Linked DNA regions of Homo sapiens: regions 1 and 2 are each linked to region 3. A link is a contact called in ENCODE Hi-C or POLR2A ChIA-PET data. All regions are on one chromosome and are shown on one strand. The core of a region is the stretch at or near the end of the contact, and the rest is flanking DNA. Distances in the headings are between cores, read along the strand shown.

What was found. Hi-C counts contacts between places; a loop is a spot of excess contacts on that map. ChIA-PET counts read pairs that join two places held with the same protein, here RNA polymerase II (POLR2A). Pooled maps may share reads with other maps.
Region 1: a loop to region 3 is called in a pooled map, with 7 times the contacts of the local background. The contact joins the promoter of DIP2A here to the promoter of ADARB1 in region 3. A Hi-C loop is called at or near these places in 6 of 50 pooled maps. POLR2A ChIA-PET finds 5 or more read pairs at or near these places in 2 of 52 experiments (H1 and activated T-cell).
Region 2: a loop to region 3 is called in a pooled map, with 9 times the contacts of the local background. The contact joins the promoter of LSS here to the promoter of ADARB1 in region 3. A Hi-C loop is called at or near these places in 4 of 50 pooled maps.

What each region holds. Positions count from the first base shown.
Region 1 is chr21:46,457,568-46,460,546 of GRCh38, reverse strand. It overlaps DIP2A (disco interacting protein 2 homolog A), which reads right to left and starts at 1,656. Exons shown (of 38, transcript NM_015151.4): 1 at 1,325-1,656. The coding sequence starts at 1,415. It overlaps LOC124905046 (a long non-coding RNA gene), which reads left to right and starts at 1,834. Exons shown (of 2, transcript XR_007067915.1): 1 at 1,834-2,220. RefSeq lists enhancers at 463-532, 2,303-2,442 and silencers at 1,253-1,322, 1,513-2,062.
Region 2 is chr21:46,227,206-46,230,303 of GRCh38, reverse strand. It overlaps LSS (lanosterol synthase), which reads left to right and starts at 1,530. Exons shown (of 22, transcript NM_002340.6): 1 at 1,530-1,572; 2 at 1,705-1,870; 3 at 2,614-2,752. The coding sequence starts at 1,559. It overlaps MCM3AP-AS1 (MCM3AP antisense RNA 1), which reads right to left and starts at 1,073. Exons shown (of 4, transcript NR_110565.1): 1 at 1,038-1,073. RefSeq lists silencers at 726-1,165, 1,226-1,485, 1,496-1,665, 1,726-1,775 and enhancers at 1,195-1,489, 2,206-2,275.
Region 3 is chr21:45,072,941-45,076,136 of GRCh38, reverse strand. ADARB1 (adenosine deaminase RNA specific B1) reads right to left here and starts at 1,557. Exons shown (of 11, transcript NM_001112.4): 1 at 1,344-1,557. LOC105372836 (a long non-coding RNA gene) reads left to right here and starts at 2,396. Exons shown (of 5, transcript XR_937796.3): 1 at 2,396-2,664. It also overlaps the pseudogene SSR4P1. RefSeq lists silencers at 1,604-1,803, 1,824-1,913.

The DNA.
Region 1 (2,979 bases), core at 407-2,906, 1.4 Mb before region 3:
TATTTAGATGTTTTGAGAAATAACTACCCCAGACCCAGCAAAATCTTATCAATCTGAAACTTAAATTAAGGATAATAAGATTATTTAAAAAATGGATTCTAAAAGCTGAAAATGCATTTAGATCTCAAAAACAGAGTAAGAATCAATTACATGCTTTTCTTCAAGGACTGCAAGTCCTTTCTGACACTGGAGAAGAACTTAACTCTTTCCCAAAGACAGCCAAAAGGAATATCAGGACACAGGCCTTGAAAGGGATAACATCCAAATGGGAAATGCCACCCACCACCTCTGAAGCCAGATTACTCCAGTCTATTTTTATCAACCAACCATTTATACGACTTTTTTTTTTTACTTTAAAAAATTCCATGAGGGGGCTAACAACTCCTAAGTGTTATGTGCTTTGCATATATTAAGGTATTTTAGCCTCATAACAATCCAAAATGGAAAGTGCTGGTATAACCCCACTTTATAGATAATAAAATGAGGCACAGGGTGCAGCTCCTAGAGTATGAGGCGCGCGGCAAGGGCTCCCAGCTCCAAGGGAAGTAGCTGCCTGCGGACAACGGGCGCAGTCATCCTGGTGAAGCCCAGACCAAGCCCAGACCTACAGCCTTGAGAAAAGCGGGGCTCACAGCTTGGGGCAAAAGTGGTCATTCCTCTCAAGATTCTCACACCTGTCCAAACGACCTAGTCAAAGCCAGTCCTTGGGGTCGGATCCCATTGGGGGAGCAGCTGGGGATAGGGAAAGGTCTCCAGAAGTTTGGCAGGCGTCCCGGGGTGAGGAGTAAGGGTCCCAGGTGTGAAGGGCCTGGGGGGAGGAGTCCTTGTATGGGGGAGGGGTCCTTGTATGAGAGGCGGGGCAGTGGTCCCTGGTTTGAGGGGCCGCGCGGGTGTCCCGGGGCTGAGGGTCGGGAGTCCGGAGGGGCAGCGCGGGGCTCCCAGGGTGAAGGGCGGGGTCCCCGGGGTGAGGGGCCGCGCGGGGTTCCGGGGGTGAGGGGCAGGAGGTCCCGGGGGTGAGGGGCGGGAGTTCCCGGGGGTAAGGGGCCGGGGTCTCGGGGCGAGGGGTCGTGCTGGGGTCCCACATGAGGGGCGGGGTCCTAGGGTTGAGGAACGGTGTCTCCGGGGCGAGGGGCGGGTTCCAGGGTAGAGGAACCGGGGTCCCGTTGAGGGGCAGAGGTCCCAGGGGCGAGGCCGCGTGGGGGTCCCGGGGGTGAAGGGCGGGGGTCCTGGAGTGAGGGGCCGCGCGGGGGTCCCGGAGTGAGGGGCTGCGCGGGGGACCGGGCTGAGGGCGGGTCGCGGGGGTTGAGGGCGGGGTCCGGCTCACCTTCCGACAGCTCCAGCTCCAGCTCAGCCAGGCTCTCCCGCACCTCGGCAGGCAGCGGCGCCGCCTCCAGCGGGCACCCGCGGTCAGCCATGGCCAGGCCGGCTAGCGTCCGGGCAGAGGCTGGAACCGGACCGGGCCTGGCGGCGGCAGCGCAAACCTCGGCTACGTAGCTCCCCTCAGGCCAACAACCTACATCCGCCAGGCGAGGAGCGGGAGGCGGCGGGACAGGGGCGCGGCCAGGACAGCAACGCACCCGCGCGGGCACGAGCGCGGATGGCTCCGCCGCGCCGCCGCTGCCCCGCGCGCTCCTGAGCGCCCGGCCGGCCCTACACGGGAGCGCGTGCGCGGCGGGAAGGGCGGGTAGCGAGCGCGCGTGCGCAGTGGGTCTCGGGCCCGCGCAGCCCTCCCGGCCCCGCCCAGCAACACCAGAGCCTCGCTTCCATTGGCCCCGAAGACGCGTCGATGCCGCTCCGGGCTCCCATTGGGAGAGGCGGGAGAGCGCCGCTCCCGACAGGCTCTGCGCTGGGCCTGCTTGAGGGTGGCGGGCTTGAGGCGGGCAGGCTGCTTAGTTGCGGCCCGAGGCGCCTAAGTGGGGATGACCAACCCGTGGGCGTTGGCGCTGACCCCTAGGCGCCGCTGGTGGCCCCGCGCGCGGCCCTCCGGCCAGCCCCGCCCCTCTCGGGGCTCCTCCTTGGTCCCCGCGCCATGGCGCGTCCGCGTTGACCGCTGTCTTCCCTTTCGGGCTGTGCTGATCGCGAACGCTGCGCAGTCCGTGGTGGCGTCGAGGCACCTTTCTCGTGCCTTTACCTGTGTTCACTCCTTTGCTTTAAAAAACAGCCCTAGAAGTACACATCGTTGGCCCCGAAGGAGCCCCAGCAGCCATGTCGGACCGCGAGGTGACCTTGGAGGGCGGGAGGACGGACGAGGGGCCTGGCGGAGCTAGACTGAGAGGGCGCCGCCGGCGTCCTGAAGGCCCTGCTCCCCGAATGTGTGGGAGTGTGTCTGACGGTGCGAGGGTGGCTGTGGCGGGGCCTGAGCAGCGTGTCCGTGTCCCGATGCCGCCCGCCTGTTACTGAGTTAGGCAGGAGTGCCCGAGTCTGGCGAACTTCAGCAGTTCTCGTTCCAGAGCTCCACACGAGGTTGGCCAAAGCTTTGCGGGACTTACATACCCTTCTTCCTCCGCCCAGTCCTGCTTCCTTCCCCTTCCTTTCACGGGTGTTGATACCATGTCAACATCCTCGTACCCCAAACTCAGTCGCAGCGTCTGCTTCTGGAGAAACCATTCTGCAGCATTAAAGCTGGTGAGAAGATGGGATTCGAGGCTGCATCACTCACCAGTGGTGAAGTAGGAGGGTGAACTAGTGAAATGGAATCCACGAGTGGGTGAAGTATCAGACATTTCATATATGGTGAACGTAGTAGATAAAAGGAAGGAAAGGGGGATTGGATAGCTATTGCTTAGTGCCAACCGAGACTCTTAAGAATAGTGGTCAGCTGAAGGCAAGCAACAAACAGTTGTAAGCCAGTGAATCTGTCCCGTTACATATAGAGAAGCTTCATTTACTGCAGCAGGTCAAAGACAAGAACCAGGCCCAGGAATTAACATCCCTGTTTGACTGAACTCCAAAAATAGCAAAACACCCAAACAAGGCAAT
Region 2 (3,098 bases), core at 281-2,780, 1.2 Mb before region 3:
TAACGGGTGATTTAGTAGCTTGCCCTCTTGCTTGCAGATTTAAGCCTTGTCCTTCAAGCTAGGTTTTTAATTTGTGGCAAAGCTGATATTTTGATACCCACCCATCTTATTGCTGTGTCTTTTTCATCCGTTTCTGAACTGGGATAGGAAGAGGTGATTATCCTTGATTGTCTAAAACCCCGCTATTCCACTGTGGGGAAGGTGCCTGTGGGTATTCTTTTGTCCACTCTCTCTTCCAACTTTCTCCTCCGGCTTGCTGTGGCTCACCGCCCCTTCGAAGTTAGGCTGGGGGTAGGAATTGAGGAGTGGGTGCCGAAATGCTCACTAGGCTGGGGCAGTTGTAACTGGATGTCAGGGCTTCTGTGGGCCAGGTGAAGACATGCTGGGGTCTTCTGTGGGTCCTTGACCTGACTTACGGACCACTGGCTGCAGCCTCCAGACGTCAGCCATGTTTCCAACAGTCAGACGCCCCCTGCCCTGTTGCGCCCGGCTGTCCCTTCCAAGTTCGGTCACTCGCTCTGCCTCCATCTTCCTCTTCCCTCTGCTGCTAAGGCTTTTCACCTTTAATTTCTCCTGGGGCCACCCCCAACTCCAGCGACCCCGTGAGCAGCTGAGGCTCTACCGCGCTCGGTCCTGGCCAGCGACGCAGCCCTTCCCTGGCGGGGCTCCAGGGCTTCTGGCCCCTGTGGTCCGCCAGGTGTGGGGGCCCACGGCCTCACCGCGCCTACCCCACTCCCCCCGGCGAAGCTACGCGGCGCTCAGCTTCCCAGGGACGCCGGCGGCGCCCTCGGCTCCTCCGCTCCGCCCCGCCCTCCCCCTGGTCTCGCACTGGAGCCGACGGCCCGCGCCCACCTCACCTCAGGGCGGCCTCCCGCCCCCACCCCCGGCCCCGGCGTCCGGGCAAATCCTGCAGCGCGAGAGCAATTCCCTGCCACCCGACCTTCGCACTCGCTGTCGCTCGCTCGAGCCTCGCTCCCCACGTCCTTCCTTCCGACCCGCGGCTGGACCCTCCTCACAAATTTCTCAGAGAGGCTCACCTCAAAGCGCGGCGCACGAGGCCGGGCTCCCGGGACGCAAGCCTCTAGAGGGCGCGCGAGAGGCCCCGCCCCCGCCCTTCGGCCCCACCCACCAGCCCCGCCCCCACCCGCACCCACCAGGCCCCGCCCCCACCTCCCCACCCACCAGCCCCGCCCCCACCTCCCCACCCACCAGCCCCGCCCCTCATGCCCCGCCAATAAGGCCCCACCCGCCTCCCCCGTCCCGTCGCCTTCACCCACCATCCCCGCTCCCTCAGGCCCCGCCCCACGCCGCATGGGGCACCAAGCGCTCCACCACTGTGGTCGCCTGGCACACCCCGGGGTCACGCTCGCGGCGCTCTGATTGGTTGCGTGGGCGTCGGCCCACCTAAGCCTGAGCGCCTGCCGAGGCCTGCGCCTGCGTAGTGCGCGCGGGAGGGGCGGGAGGGGCGGGAGGGGCGGGAGGGGCGGGGCTGGGCGGCAGGTCCCGGGTGCGGACATCTGGCAGCTGGCAGTGGGCGGCGTAGAGCACTGCAGCAGCAATGACGGAGGGCACGTGAGTCCCCTCGCCCCGGGCTCCTGACGAATGCGGGGTGGTCCTAGGTGCTGAGGAGAGCGCGACTGGGGCAGTGGGCCGGCGGCCGGCGTTGGGGCGGGGCCTGGGTCGCTGATGGCCGGTGGTCCTCAGGTGTCTGCGGCGCCGAGGGGGCCCCTACAAGACCGAGCCCGCCACCGACCTCGGCCGCTGGCGACTCAACTGCGAGAGGGGCCGGCAGACGTGGACCTACCTGCAGGACGAGCGCGCCGGCCGCGAGCAGACCGGCCTGGAAGCCTACGCCCTGGGGCTGGACACCGTAAGTTGCTTCCGCGGAGCGTCAGCGAGCTCGGGACCCTGAGGGGTGAGCCGTGAGGAGCACGTTTTCTCTCAGAAAGGCGGGTGGGAGGACCCGGCCAGCGACGCCCATCCCCAAGGCGAGCGCCCACGGGAACTGCGTTCGCGGGCCCCTCCGCTTCAGCCCCTTCATCTCTAAACCACGCATAGGAGACTCCTAATGTTTTATTTTTTAGCACCTTATTTTGAGATAATTTTTGACTTATAGGAGAGTTGCAAAGATAGTTGTAACTTTGTTTTTATTCACAAAAAGTGTTTGGATCCACTGTCTTAGTTGTGTGCATTGTAAGAGATTTTGGTCGTCAGAGTCTGCAGTGTAAACAGGGTCTCCTGCCGAGCCCCGGCCACCGAGGGAAAGGCTGTGCCGCCCCTTGGGCCCTCTTTGAGAGGCCCGAGTCCCAGGCCCAGGTCGGCACCCGTGCCCCACCCTACAGTCTGGGTGCCTGGTTTATTCCAGACATCTTGGAGAAGTTGTGAAGAATACATGACTGGCAAATAAAGCAACGAAAATGTGCAGCTGTTCTTTTACTTTGCTGAGGTGTGATGCTCTCATCAAAGAGTTTCAGACTTTTGATGGAAACAGCTGAAACTTTTAAAGTAATTTACATTCACTGTTTTGACTTGGGCTGTATGTGAAGAGGGTTCCTCTGGCCGGGCAACAGTCCCGTCAGCTATCTCTTTTTTTTTTTTTCGATCTCTTTGCAGAAGAATTACTTTAAGGACTTGCCCAAAGCCCACACCGCCTTTGAGGGGGCTCTGAACGGGATGACATTTTACGTGGGGCTGCAGGCTGAGGATGGGCACTGGACGGGTGATTATGGTGGCCCACTTTTCCTCCTGCCAGGTAGGAGTATGCTGCCCCAGCCTGATGGTATGGCCACCCTGGATCACCCTTGGGATCCTGGCCCAGCCTGGTCTAGGGTTTTGATGAAGCAGGTGAAAATCCAGGGGCTCACAAGAAAAGGGCTGGCAAACTCTGCCCTATGTCAGAGTCGTCCTGCTATTGGTCTAGGGGATCAGCTAGCCTTGCCAGTGTAGGGTGACAGGCTCTCTGATAAGAGAAGCAAGTGGTTCTCTAGGGCTCTGTGTTGCCTTGAGGGAGGAGGAAGGTGGGCTTTGAAGTCTCAGTACAGGATGGGATGGACATTCCAGGTGGAAGGCCCAGCCTATGCCAAGGGGCTGTAGGTGGG
Region 3 (3,196 bases), core at 308-2,807:
CCCAAGGAAAAGATGGTCATCAAAAGACAATTAGCTTTTCTATCTCCTAGAAACAACTGCTCTTAAGACAACCTAGCGTTTTGGAAAATGCAGCTCTGGGTGGCACCTTTCGAAGCAATAAAACATACGGCAAAATTTAAGAGGAAACAAAGAGGATTAAATACATATTTGTATTCTCAATTAAAAAAACTACGGTTCTATCATCTTAATTATGGAGTTAAACGTTAAAGAAACAAGTTTGATATCATGCCACTTTTCGTTATACTTCGAGAACGGAATGCAATAATGGTTAGTAAGAAGGAAGTAAAATGCCTGTATCAGAAGTAACAGCCCAAACCTGCTGACCAAAAATATTAACTGGGAACTAAACACCACGGTGCAGATCTCCGACATAGAAACCTGGACAGGAACACGTTTTAGGTTAGGTTTTCCAGCGTGTAAATCGGGACTCCAACACGTTTCAGCGTCCACAGCCCAATCTGACACCTTCCCTCGCACCCATCCACCACGCAATAATTTTCCTTCTGATGTGAACACGTCAAAAGTCACCTCGGGCCCCCAACTGCCCCAGATTGCTCCCGATCGCTGCAGACGCCCGGCACCCGCAGGAACTTCCCTGGCCCGGGCCGCCCGCGGCGCAGAGCATCCCGCGCGGACACTGCGCCCTCGGAAGGACACGCAGGACCGTCCAGGGCGCAGACTCGTCCCCAACGCAGTCTCCACTCCCGTGGCACAGCGTCCCCTCCCAAGGCAGCCTCCCCTGCCCGGGCCCAGCCTCATCCCGGGCGCAGCCTGCCGTCCCCCGGCGCAGCGTCCCATGCCGGGCGGAGCGTCTCCCCAGGGACATAGCCTACCGTCCCCAGGCGCAGCCTTGTTGCCAACGCAGCCTCCCGTTCCCCGGCGCAACCTTGTACCCGGGGCAGCCTCTGGTCCCCGGGCGCAGCCTCGTCCCCAGCGCAGCCTCCGATCTCCAGGGCACACCGTCCCCTCCCCAAAACGCAGTCTCGGTCCCCAGGGCGCAGCCTCGTCCCGGCGCACCTGCCCTCCCCGCGGCGCAGCGCGGCGCATCCCACGCGGACTCGGCGCCCTCGGGAGGGGACGCGGGGCCGCCCGGGCGCAGCTTCCTCCGGGAGCCGAGCGCCGGAGCAGACGGGCGACCCAGGAGGGTGGGTGCGAGGCGGTGCCGCGGCACCCTCGCTTCTCCGCGGGCGCCCTCCGCTCCCGGGACGGCCCGCAGCTCCGGCCCCACCACCAGTCCCTGCCCGGCGCTTACATAAACGCCGCCACCGCGGGGTCCGGAGCCCGCGCCCGCCCGAGCCGCCGCGGCCCCGCGCCGCCCTCACCTCAGCCGCAGCCGCGCCGCGCCTGGTCCTCCGCACGCGCGCCCCACGCTTCGGCCGCAGTCTCGCGCCGGGCGGCGCTCTGCCTCGTTGGTTGTGCGCAGCGGCGCGGCGTGGCCGTGGCCTCGCGCGGCCCGGAGCCCCGGCCGCCAACCTGGCCGCTTGGCCGCCGCTGCCGCCGCCGCCGCCGCCGCCGCCACGGCCGCCTCAGCGCCTCAGCCCCGCCGCCGGCGGCTCCGCCCCCTCCCCGCCCCCGCCGGCCCGCCGGGCGCGCGCACGCCGAGGGGGCGGGGGCGGCGCAGCGACGCCGGACGTGCGCGCGCTGGGGCGCCCGTGTCTGTCGTGGGCAGCCGGAGCTGTGGCACCTCCCTCACGACCACCTGCGGCGGACGGGCGCGGGGCCGTTGGGGCTGGAGCGCGGCCGGAGCTGAGAGACCGCGGCTGGGCGGCTCCGGAGCGTGGGGCGAGAGCGCGGGACCGGCCTGGCGTCGCGGCGCCGCCCGCCCGAGCGCGGCTGAGGAGACTCTGCCCGCCTTCGTTTTGGGGACGGGGTCTCACTGTCGCCCAGACTGGAGCGCGGTGGACCTCCGAGCTCACGCGATCCTGCCGCCTCAGCCTCCCTGGTAGCTGGGACCGCAGGCGCCCGGCGATTGGCGTTTGCGTTTTGCGGAGGTGGCGTCTCGCGGTGCTGCCCAGGCTCCCGGGCCCCCGCGCTCCTCCCTGCAGCGGGCGCTGCCCCCGCCGAGCCCCCGCCGAGCCCCCGCCGAGCCCCCGCCGAGCCCCCGCCGAGCCCCCGCCGAGCCCCCGCCGAGCCACCCCTGCTTCTCCCTCTCCCGGAGTTGCCTGGGACACGCGGGTCCCGCCGGCCCCCTCTCCCCGCCCGTCATCCTCACTGTAGACTCCGGGAGAACCAGGTCGCGGCCCAGGACCCTGGCTGGACACGGTTCCCGCCGTCTCCTGTTTAGTCCGCACTGACACTAGCAGCTGCTCCAGTTACCAACGTTTAGGTGATGGTGGTTTTGTTTGATTTTTTTTGTTTGTTTGTTTGTTTTAGGTTGATAGTAAAAGCATTTTTTTATAGCATATGCAATAGACCTACTCTTCGATTTATCTATATTTACTGACTGTTCCACAGTTATACCAAGAAATGTTTACACAGATGATGATAAGCATATGTAGAAATGCAACGTTTTCACTGACCGGAATAACCAGCTCCAGGCTGCAGTTCTCTGCACGAAGATAAAGTTTGATAGGCAAACTTGGCAGCTCCTGACCGCGGCGACCTGAGCCCAGAGGAGCAGCCGGGGGCGGTGGGCAGAGCCAGGTGTGGACAAGCGGGTGGGTCCCGCACCTGGGTGGGGGAAGCGGCAGGTTCCAGGGTCAAATTGAGGTTGTACTAGCCCTGGCCTCCAAACCTCAGGCGGCCCACTCTGCCCTCGGCCTCTTTCCTCCCTTGTAAAGTGGGGAGTAAGAGACCATCGCAAGCCAGGGATGGGGTGGCGCACACTGTGATCTCAGCCAGTCTGGAGGCTGGGGCTGGGCGGTGGGGGGGTGCGGGTCGCTTGTGTCTCAGAGCTGGAGCTGTGGTGTGCGAGGCCGAGGTCCGCGCCTATAAATGGCCGCTGCGCTCTGGCCCGGGCAACACTGAGACTCCGACTCTGGAAAACAACAAAACTTAAAAGACGAACACAGATGGAAGTTTGGGAGCCTGGTATGCGGTAAGCACTCCGCAGGTGTCAGCCGCCAGCCCGCAGTCCCGGACAGGTCAGGGGAAGGCCCGCGGTATGCAGCAGGCTGCCGGCTTCAGTCACTGCCTGGTGGAAAACAAGCCTGTCTTTGGGGCCAGCCAGCTAACA